Regions from separate parts of the Mus musculus genome. Here region 1 is linked to region 2. A link is a contact called in ENCODE Hi-C data. All regions are on one chromosome and are shown on one strand. Each heading gives the region's core, a stretch centred on a gene start or an enhancer-like site at or near the end of the contact. The rest is flanking DNA. Distances are from core to core; before and after follow the strand shown.

Region 1 (5,288 bases), core at 11-2,510, about 57 Mb after region 2:
CAACAAGATAGCCAGGATACAAAGAGAGACCCCATGTGGAAAAAGCAAGTGACAGATAGAAACACACACACACACACACACACACACACACACACACGGAGGGGGAGGGAAAAAGGGAGGGGGACAGGGAGAGGGAGAGAAATTGGGAGAGATCCAGTCTCAAAAGTTAAGGTGGCGCAGGTTGGGTGGCACGTGCCTTTAATTCCTGCACTAGGAAAGGAGTGGCAGGTTGATAGCTTGAGGCATTAGAGGCCAGCCTGATCTACACCGGAGTCATAGGACAGCCAAAGGAAAACAAACCAGTACCGTTTAACATGCTTTAAACGCGTCTTAAACAAAAACACTGCCCCTCTCCAGGGTCGTGCCACACCTCGGTCTGCCACTAAATCCATTCGCATGGTCTACCTTGTCTCAAACAATCAAAAGCTCCCCCACCCCCACCCCTCCACCCCGCCCTTAAAGCTTTCACACCGAACACTGTATTTGCCAGCTTTCCTAGGCAGCTCACAGTAGGCAACTGAGTTGCTTCTAGTGAGGACAACTCTAGTGTGTGCAAGGAACTGACCCACAGAAGCCAAGTTCTGGATTTTCCAAGCAACACAGGGGATGATAGTTAAGAAGCTGCATACTTATTGGCAGTGTGCTAGGTCTTTTAATCTTCAAAGTGACCACCTAGGGGCCAGACTAGGATCCTAGTCACCAGTCACCCTTTAGAGTGGTTAAGAAATGGAGAGGAGTTGTGTATTCGGAGCCAGATTAGCTCCGGACCTCAACTCAACACTGCCTTTCCTATGGCGCACAAACGCAGTGGACGAACCCTGCGGGTCAGCAGCTCCTGGGATTCGAGGCTGGACCACAGAATCAGGACTTCCTCGCCGGGGACAGAGACATCGAGTCGGGGGACACAGACAGGTTCAGTTGGAGATCCCTGAGCGGAACAGCAAGTGCAGGCCGCCGCCTCTCACTTACCTGGTGCTGGAGCTTCTGCGGCCACCCCCGCACAGTAGCCCGGGCACCCCGGACGCCGGTCCACTTGCGCGGAGGAAGCCCCCAGCCACGCAGTACCGGGCCAGTCCGCAGACACCGCCTACGTAGCGCAGGGTCGGCCACATGGCCTGCGCCACCTCCCCTCCCTCCACCCCAGCACCCGCAACCTGAACGGACTCTAAGGGTGAAGCGCGCCGCTCTCCAGCCCCGCCCCCAGACGAGAGCCAATGAAACACGCGCGTTTGCCTGACGTGGGCGTGGTCTCCGCTGGCCAATGAGCGAGCGCCGTGGAAGGAAAAGACCGAGGGCGAAGGGCCGGCCAGGCGCAGGGACGCAGCACGCCGTGAGTAAGAGGAGCTAGGGCGAAGGCGGGGACCGGGTGGTGGTTCCACTCTCCGGGACCTCCGCCCGCACAGGCTTGACTGGACGCCGGCGCTGTTCCGCCAGAGAAGGCTGGGCATGTCGGGGTGACCCCTGGCTCCTGCGGCCTCTCCTTCGGCCACGCCTCCTGGTCGGTTGGCGACGCTGTGGCCCGGGAGCTGGGGACTAAGCCACCTCCTGCCGCTCCCTGTCACTACCCTGCTGATTGCCCGCAGGTTTCTGGGCCCTTCATGGGGCTCCTGGTTGGTTGTTCATTCAACCACTGACTCAGCTTGTAAATATCGGGCGCTGAGCTAGGCGCTGGATGAAAGTAGACGGCTCGGTCTCTGTCGTCATTTAGTGTTGTTTTTTTGGTTTCTATTATTGACTTGTATATGTGCCTATGCGAGCTTATTGCAACAGGTATGTGCAGGAGTTTGTGAGACCAGAAAGGGGAGTACAGGATCGCCTGGAACTGGAAATTCTGAGCTGCCATGTGGGTGCTGGGAATCTAGGCCCTCAGGTAAGACCAGTTAACAGTCTTAACCATAGAGCCATCTCTCTAGCCCCAAACTTTTCTTTATTAATTTACATCTCTGCCCCAGCTTCCCCTTCCTTCTCTCAGGCCTTCCTGACTAAGCCAGCTCAGTCAACAGGTTCTCCAGGGAGGGATGAAAAAATTGAAAAGAAAAAGACAATTAGACAGTACTATTAACATAACCCTAGCCCGTTCTGAGGTTGAAGCAAGGTTATTTTTCCTCCAGTCAGTCTGCTTTTATACAATTCTAAGTACATGCAAAGAATAAGGTCAGTCCTAAGTCATAAACAGAGTTAAGGAACAAAGCCTAAACAAAGGTGCCATGATAGTTGTATTCAGAGTCTTATCAAGACCCATCAAAATACAAAATAACTCTGTCCTCAGCTGTGTTCATCTTGAGCCTACTTCCCAGTCCTGGCCCAACCTCAAATTCTTGCCAAATTTTTAAAAGCAGGCATCCAAAGCGCTGTAGCCTTCTTCTCACTATCGACCCCACCCCCACCCACCCACTTAGGAAAAGGGGCAGCCTCCTATGGATATCAACCAGCCACTGTATGTGACGTTGCATAAGACTAGACACATTCTCTCCTCTTGAAGCTAGACAGGGCAGCCCAGTAGGAGAAAAGGGTCCCAAAGGCGGGCTCCTGCTTATCCCACTTGAAAACCAAGCTACGGGCTGGTGAGATGGCTCAGTGGGTAAGAGCACCCGACTGCTCTTCCGAAGGTCCTGAGTTCAAATCCCAGCAACCACATGGTGGCTCACAACCATCCATAACGAGATCTGACTCCCCTCTTCTGGAGTGTCTGAAGACAGCTACAGTGTACTTACATATAATAAATAAATAAATAAATAAATAAATCTTAAAAAAAAAAAAAACAAAAAAAAAAAAAAAAGAAAACCAAGCTACACAAGTATAACATATGTGCCTAGGTCAGTCCCATGCAGACTTCCTGGCTCAACCTTTCCTTAATCACTAGACTAAGAGAGAGCTTTAAATGTCCATGCCTCCAGATAGCCACTCACAGGGGAGGGCACTTGTGTTTCCTCCACTGTAAAAATGAGAGCTATGCAGTCACTTAAAAGACCTTATAACTGTAAAACTTTGTGGTTCTTTGTCACCATACCAATGTAATTCCCATTCGGTGCTTGATGGTAGTCCTTCATCTTTAGGGTTAGACCAGCTTAACAGGACAGACTGTCGCTGGAAGGAAGGACTCGCTGGTTTGAATGTTGGTTCCAGCCAGTAGGTGGCTCAGGTTCAACCTATCATCTCCACCTCAGACAATTTTCTGTCTGAAGTGCCCCTGAGCAGATAATAGTGTGTGTATGAGAAGAGCTTGGCAAAGCATTAGCTTTTTATTATGCTTGATTGATTGATTTCATGAGTAGTACTACATGTTTTGTTTCATTGGTGGGGAAGAAACAATGTTCCCTGTTTATTCATTCCATCACAAACAAACAGCATGGATGATTGTATCTTAAATTCAGTGTGTTACAGTAATTGTGGGTTCTCATGCAGTTGTGAGAAATAATAAAGACCCCAGTGTCCTAGTTTGCTTTTGATGTGATAAATATCATGACCAAAAGCAACTCAGAAGGAAAGGATTTATTTCGTCTTACAGCTTATAGTCCATTGTGAAGGAAAGTTCGAGCAGAAACTGAAGTAGAGGCCATGGAAGAGTGTTGCTTACTGCTTCCCCAGTTTGTTTTCTTGTGTACCTCAAGACCACTTGCCCAGGGATGGCACCACCCACAGTGAGCTTAGCCCTTCCACACTGAGTCATCAACCAAGAAAATGCCCCACAAATCTTTTACCTGTCATACGTAAGAGTTTTCTCAATCAAAAGTCCCTCTTCCCAGATGAGTCTAGCTATTGTCAATTTGACCAAAACTAACACAATTGACCTCATGTCAACTCCAGCCAAGCACATCACTGTTAAACCATAACCTTCCCTTTCTTGTTTGTTCCCAACATGCCATATCACATCATAAAATATAGTATAACTTTTATGTATATGGAAGTTCTGCCTGCATACATGTTTTATATGCCAGGTTGGTGCCAGGTGCCCATAGAGGCCAGTATAGGGCATTGGGTCCCTTGGGGTTTGCTTATAAGCTGCAATGTTGGTGCTAGGGATTGAGTCTGAATCCTCTAGAAGAGTAACCAATGCTCTTAAGTGTAGAGCCATCTCTCCAGCCCCCTAAATATAACCTTAAAAGTCACACCATCTTGGTATCAGCTGTAGCAGTGCATCATGGGTGTCTCTGGTGCTAGGATGGACCTGCTGAAAGGTGGGGTAGCCCTTGTTAAGTAGAGCCCTAGCACAGAGAGCTTAGCCAAATGTGGAAGGCCCTCACCTACTTCTTAGTACTGCCCATGACAGAAGTGAGGATGTTTATCATTTTCCGGAAGTTGCAACATGAAGGGCAGTAGACAACCTGAGTTGGTCACTTACCCCTCTTTGAATCAAGACAAGCCCTTTTCCTGGGGCAATAGCCACTCTTTGTTTCGATAAGTCAGGTTGTTCCATTTCTGATTGACTATGAAGATGAGTCTGGACCTTCACCCAGGCAACAAAGGACCATTACTCTGCATATGGACCACAAAAGCATATGGGATGCTAAACTCAACCCTTCTATCAAATGGTGACCATTATACCAACTTTCTATCCCCTTGCTTTTGGGAGGAGATGGCTTAAATAAATAACGTAAATTTAGGAAAGAGTCCTGCAGTCTTTATAATTTTCAATACTTTTAAAAGTCCCAGTTTTAGGCCAGGGCCGTCCTTCCTCGACTCAAGGAGTTCTGTATTTGTATACTGCATAGTCTGGAGATTAGCTGGTACTCAGACCCTACTGCTGCACTACAATATAGATTTGTTCCTTTCATTTGCTCTAGAGTGTTTTCGCTTATGCAGATCAAATGAAAACTTAGGCTTCTTGTTTTCTGAAAACAAGGTGAAAGATGAGTGAGTCTCAGAGCTCCATACAGGGCAGGCCAGTCGTGACAAACATTGCTGTGCCTCTGTTGCTGGTCATGGCAACTATACCCATTTTACCTTTGATGATTTAATGCTGCCACCTGACCCCTGCTAGCCCAGGACTCAAAGTTATCCCTTTGACTTTAATTGAACATCAGTGTCTCCAACTGTAAGGTCTGGCACAAGTAAAGAAGAAGCAACAGCAAAACTCCTGAATGTGCCAGTGCCACTCCCACCGTTTTCAGTTCTCTAGGATTATTGAAAAGCATGCCTCTGCCTCTGGACCCTCCCAGTGTGCAGAACTGGTTTTTACATGTACCCACTTCAGTGTTCCTGAGCCTTAAAACCCCTCCATCAGCACCAAGCCAAGGAATGTTACACATTCCAGCTCCAGATGGTAGGCCATCTTTTGATGCTCTCCT
Region 2 (4,825 bases), core at 1,150-3,649:
TCACTCCACTGGTGTTTCTGCCTGGGTACAGAAGGTGACCTCTTCAGGTTCTGTATCCCTAATGTCATCAGTCACAGCTAAGTTCATCCCCGTTGATTCCTGGCTGCCTCCCTTCTCCCAGGTCTCTGTCTTGTCCTGGAGATGCCTCCCAACTCCCCATCCCGGTCGGTTGCAGATTCCCATTCACTCTCATGACCTCTGGGCATCTTTCCTGTCCCTGCCCATACTTGATCCTGAGCCCCTCCATTCTCTTCTCTATCCCTTCTCCCATCCAGTTCCCTTCATCTGCTACTTATGACTATTTTATTCTCCCTTCTAAGTGAGAGTCAAGCATCCTCTCTTGTACCTTCCTTCTGGTTTAGTTGTTTTGGATCTGTGAAGTGTAGCATGGAAATCCTGTATTTTCTGGTTAATATCCAGTTATAAGTGAGTACATACCATCCATGTCCTTTGGGGACTGGGTAATCTCACTCAGGATGATTCTCTCAAGTTCTCTCCTTGTGTCAGTGAAATCCGTGATGTTTTTGTCGTCATCTGTGAAACATTCACTTGTTCTACTCTGTGTGTAGGGCTGATGTGCATTGGCTCAAACTTCTGACTTATCACGTACTAGAGAGTAGTAAGGAACAGGAGGCAGAGCTCACACAGCTCACCAGACACGTGCAAGTGTGTGTGTGTGTGTGTGTGTGTGTGTGTGTGTGTGTGTGTGTGTAGAGAGAGAGAAGGAGGAGGAGGGAGAGGAGAAGGAGGAGGCTAGTCTATCATGGAAACAAAAGGCAAGGGTGAGGAGGGGTATTGAGTGTGAATGGAAGTAAGATGTGGGTGGAGTTAGATATGAGCTAAAACATGAGTAGGTCACAATTTCAATTACACATAATATACAGACATTATGGCAAAGATTACAACTTCTTCCAAGTAGATGCTGCCATTCCCTGGGCTATGTCAGTAGCTCCAGAGGCCTCTGGGCCACTACTAAGAGTGCTGTGACTATCACCGCATTGATACTTATAAAACACTCTTGACTTAGTGCCTTTCTGTTACAACTTACTATTATTATAAAACAGGGAGACATCATTTGAGTTCCTGGGGCTGGAAATGTGGCATGTCCTCAATTACTTCGAGCATCCCAGAGGGACAGTGTTTGAGTTAAAGAAGCATTGTCTTAGCCTTTAGATTAAACTGGGCAGTCCTGGTAGTGGGGCCTGCTTTGTGGAAATGCATAAAAATGATTTGTAGTTAGCATATTGAACCTTTCATGATGTGTGATAACTTGGATGTACAGAAGGGATAGAGAGCGACTTCTCTGTGGGCCTGTCCATTCTGTGTCGTTTCTGTATGTCTCGGTCCTAGAAATAAGCTCCCTGCACCTCGTTCATTCTTTGTACCATGTCTACGTACATCATGGTACATGAAGGATGTGACTCTATCACCACTGTCCTTTTTGAGGGACTGAAGATGCACAGGCTGCAGGGAATAGACCTGTTGAGCCTCTGCACGGCTGCACTGCTCCTCCACTCTCTTCTTACACCTGAGTGGTGACCCCTCTCTGACTAGCATATCTGGTGGTTTGGCCTTAGGCTGTTTCAATTATGTTGGGAATTTGGGCAAGCTCATTGGGTAAAATCTAGACCGTTGGAACAGAGAAGTGTTTCTGTGGCCCCAGACACTGGGTTATAGGTGATCAAGGGATATAGAGACTCAGTGCAAGAAAATTAACCTTCTTAAACATCAACTTGGCCAATAGATAACTGAAGTGAGATTTTTTTGACCCAGTTTAACACTCTGACTTAGCATCAGTGTGGTCACTGATATCTTTCCGGCACCAAAGGCCTCATCCATATTTCTGCCCTGCTTGTTAGGTTGCAGGTTTTCTAAACAACCAATCCCTAGCCAGCTCTCTCGACCTCTCTCCTTTGCTACACAAGAACAGATCTTATGGTGATGTATTGCCCTCATGTACACAACACGCCCTTCCTTTTCTTCGCCTGGGACAACTTCTCTCTCCAATTGAGCCTGCTGTTACTTTTCTGAAGCCTACATCCTAGTCTGGCATGCAGGAAGTTTGGTCAATGCCACTTACATAACTTTTAAAAAGAGATCATACTCAGTATCATACAGTTGAATGCACAAGTTGTTTTATGGCTTCCTGGGTGTGGCTTCTGCAATGTCACTCTCCTTCCCTTGCCAGAAGCCACAAGCCATGTGTTAAGCTGTTTTCTGTTCCTCCAAACATTGAGTAATGGTTCTAGAGTATCAGATGAGTGGGTTAACACAGTGGCTTAAAGTGTGAGTTTTCTGGGATACCCTGTGCTCAAATCCTGGTGCTGCCAGTTGCTGGCTATAACTATACAAGCTACTCAACTTACATCCATCTTCTTACTTGTAAGTCATGGTTAGCCCTGTGGGTGCAATCTGACAATATCCATGAATTATTCAGCACAGTGTCGATCAGAGAATGCGCACAGTGTATGGGACTGGGATTGTTAACCAGATCCCTATGTAAGAATATGTATTCAGTTTCATGTTTTCTTGGCTATAACTCAATACACATGAGCCATGTGTTCTGACTGCCAAAACTTCCCAGTACCATCCTGGTCTTGTCAGTGGAAATGTAGGGCACAGATGGAGTAAAGATGGAGGCCTGATGTTTGGACCACACTTGAGTGTCTCCAGATATGGTACCAGAAACGTGCTTTTATATGACACACAGAGAGGGGGGGAGCAGGCAAAGACAGAGGTGTGTGTGTGTGTGTGTGTGTGTGTGTGTGTGTGTACATACATACAGAGAGAGACAGATATACATATGAATACAGACAGACAGATAGATACTCTATTGTGGGTATATATATGTTAGAAGAGATAGATATAAAAATAAAGAGTCCTGGGGGTGGTGTGTGGCAAAGTACTGTAGTGAACATGATAGTTAGACTGGGTGCTGCAGAAAAACAAACTGAACAGAGACCTGGAGAAAAGCATTTGAAACAAAAGGACTAACGAGGATGAGAAGGAGCTAGTGGTGGGGGATAACCTTGAACGAACACAGTGACAAGGCCAAGGTAGCGAGAGCAGAGCAGTGAAACCTTGGCTGGCGAGCAAACGCCATAGGCTCTCGCTGACTCTGGCAGGCACAGTACTTTTAGTGACGTGGAGGTCCCTGGAGAGATTTAAGCTGAGGGGTGACTGAGGCTAATTTTAAGCACAAGGCTATAGTAGCTAGATGGACAGGAAGCTGAGTGTTTGGGCTTGGAGACCTGTGCAGGAAGAAACACAGGATGCTCTGGCGAGGAATGGTGGATTCCAGCTTGGTCTGTGCACTGGCTGATTTTGTGTATCTACTTGTCACAAGCTGGAGTCATCAGAGAGGAAGGCACCTCAGTTGAAGGAGTGCCTCCATAAGATCCAGATGTAGGGAATTTTCTCAATTAGTGAACCAGAAGGGAGGGTCCAGTCCATCATGGGCAGTGTCATCCCTGGGCTGGTGGTCTGGGGTCAGTAAGAAAGCCGGCTGAGAAAGCCATGTGGAGCAAGCGAATCAGCAGCTCCCTTCCATGGCCTCAGCATCAGCCCTTGCTTCAAGGTTCCTGCCCTGCCTGAGTTCCTGTCCTGGTTTCCTTCCATTGATGATGAAGCGTGAGGCAAAGTGTAAGCCGAATAAACTCTTTTTCTCCACAGCTTGCTTTTTGGTCATAGTGTTTTGTCACAGAGTAGAAACCCTGACTAGGACAGCGTGAGACACTGGTAATTGAGAGAAAGAATTGAACACATGACCTGTCTCAAAAGCAGAGTTCTGGGATCTGTTGGCTTGAGTGCGGAGTATAGGATCTGTGGGATCTGTTGGCTTGGGTGTGGGGTATGAGATGCATCAAAGTCAGGTCAGCATCAGCGCCTTCTACAGAGCATCTGGAAGCTCACCCAGTTGCCATCTACTGAGCTAGGGAAGACTTCAAGGGCTGGTTCCAAGGTAAGAAATGGAGCCTTTCTTTATGGACGGGTTAAGTTTAGGTTCCCTGGGAGAATCTAAGCATCGCCTCAGTGTGTGGACTTTAGGGGACGAGGACACAGTGAGTTACAAGCTGGGGTGTCATCAGAGATCTCATTTAGAGTCCTCATAGATACCCCCTGTAAAGAGAAATCATCCCCATTAGTCAGGTCAGAATTCAGACGGAGATGCCAGACTTAAGGGAGACGCCAGTCTTAAGGGAGATGCCAGACTTAAGGGAGATGCCAGTTGTGGCAACGGCCACTCAATGCTTGGCAGCAGTGAAGTCATCAGTTACTCAGAGTGAAGTGCAGACCAGGAAAGGTTAAGTGAATGTTAATGAAATGCATTGATTAAGACTGTCGAACTAGAAAAAGGCTGCTCTGCTGTTTCCTGCAGGGCCTTCCTGGATCCGAATACTACTCCAAGGTGGGGCATCACCAACGGCTGGTGAAGCAGTGTGTCCAGGGACATGTACAGAGCTGTCCACACCAACACATAACACACAATGATGCCATGTCTAAAATAGAGATGGCAATAGTGTTAGAGAATCTAGACACCAGGAGTTAAGGTCTCTGTTCTGATCAAAACATGATGGCATTACCAGTAGGCATTGTATTTGCCTCTTCTGACTCCATATCAGTGATGTGGCCATTTCTATCCTATTGAAAGCAAGCAGAGAAGACCCTTTGTATCACCCTCACCACGTGTCAGGCAGGTACTCGATATTTAGTATTTGATCTCAGAGCAGCTAAATGAGTGGCATGAATTCAGATTATAAAACAATATTTGAAGGATTATATGACCTATCAAAAGTGCTGAAGCTAGTACCGGTTGTAGTTGCAG

The links. A loop is a pair of places that touch in the nucleus more often than their neighbours do.
Region 1: a loop to region 2 is called in a map of T-helper 1 cell, with 41 times the contacts of the local background. The contact joins the promoter of Dmac2l here to the enhancer-like site in region 2. A Hi-C loop is called at or near these places in 2 of 37 maps with a recorded cell type or tissue (T-helper 1 cell and T-helper 17 cell).

What each region holds. Positions count from the first base shown.
Region 1 is chr12:69,723,685-69,728,972 of GRCm38, forward strand. Dmac2l (distal membrane arm assembly complex 2 like) reads left to right here and starts at 1,261. Exons shown (of 5, transcript NM_026536.2): 1 at 1,261-1,330. It overlaps L2hgdh (L-2-hydroxyglutarate dehydrogenase), which reads right to left and starts at 1,190. Exons shown (of 10, transcript NM_145443.2): 1 at 970-1,190. The coding sequence starts at 1,112.
Region 2 is chr12:12,318,757-12,323,581 of GRCm38, forward strand. The region is part of intron 2 of Cyria (CYFIP related Rac1 interactor A); the gene reads left to right. Among named protein-coding and RNA genes, the nearest start is that of Gm34407, 32 kb to the left of the region's middle. Within about 2 kb of position 2,400, at least 1 of the 3 ENCODE cell types and tissues checked has a DNase peak (open chromatin) inside an H3K27ac peak, as active enhancers do.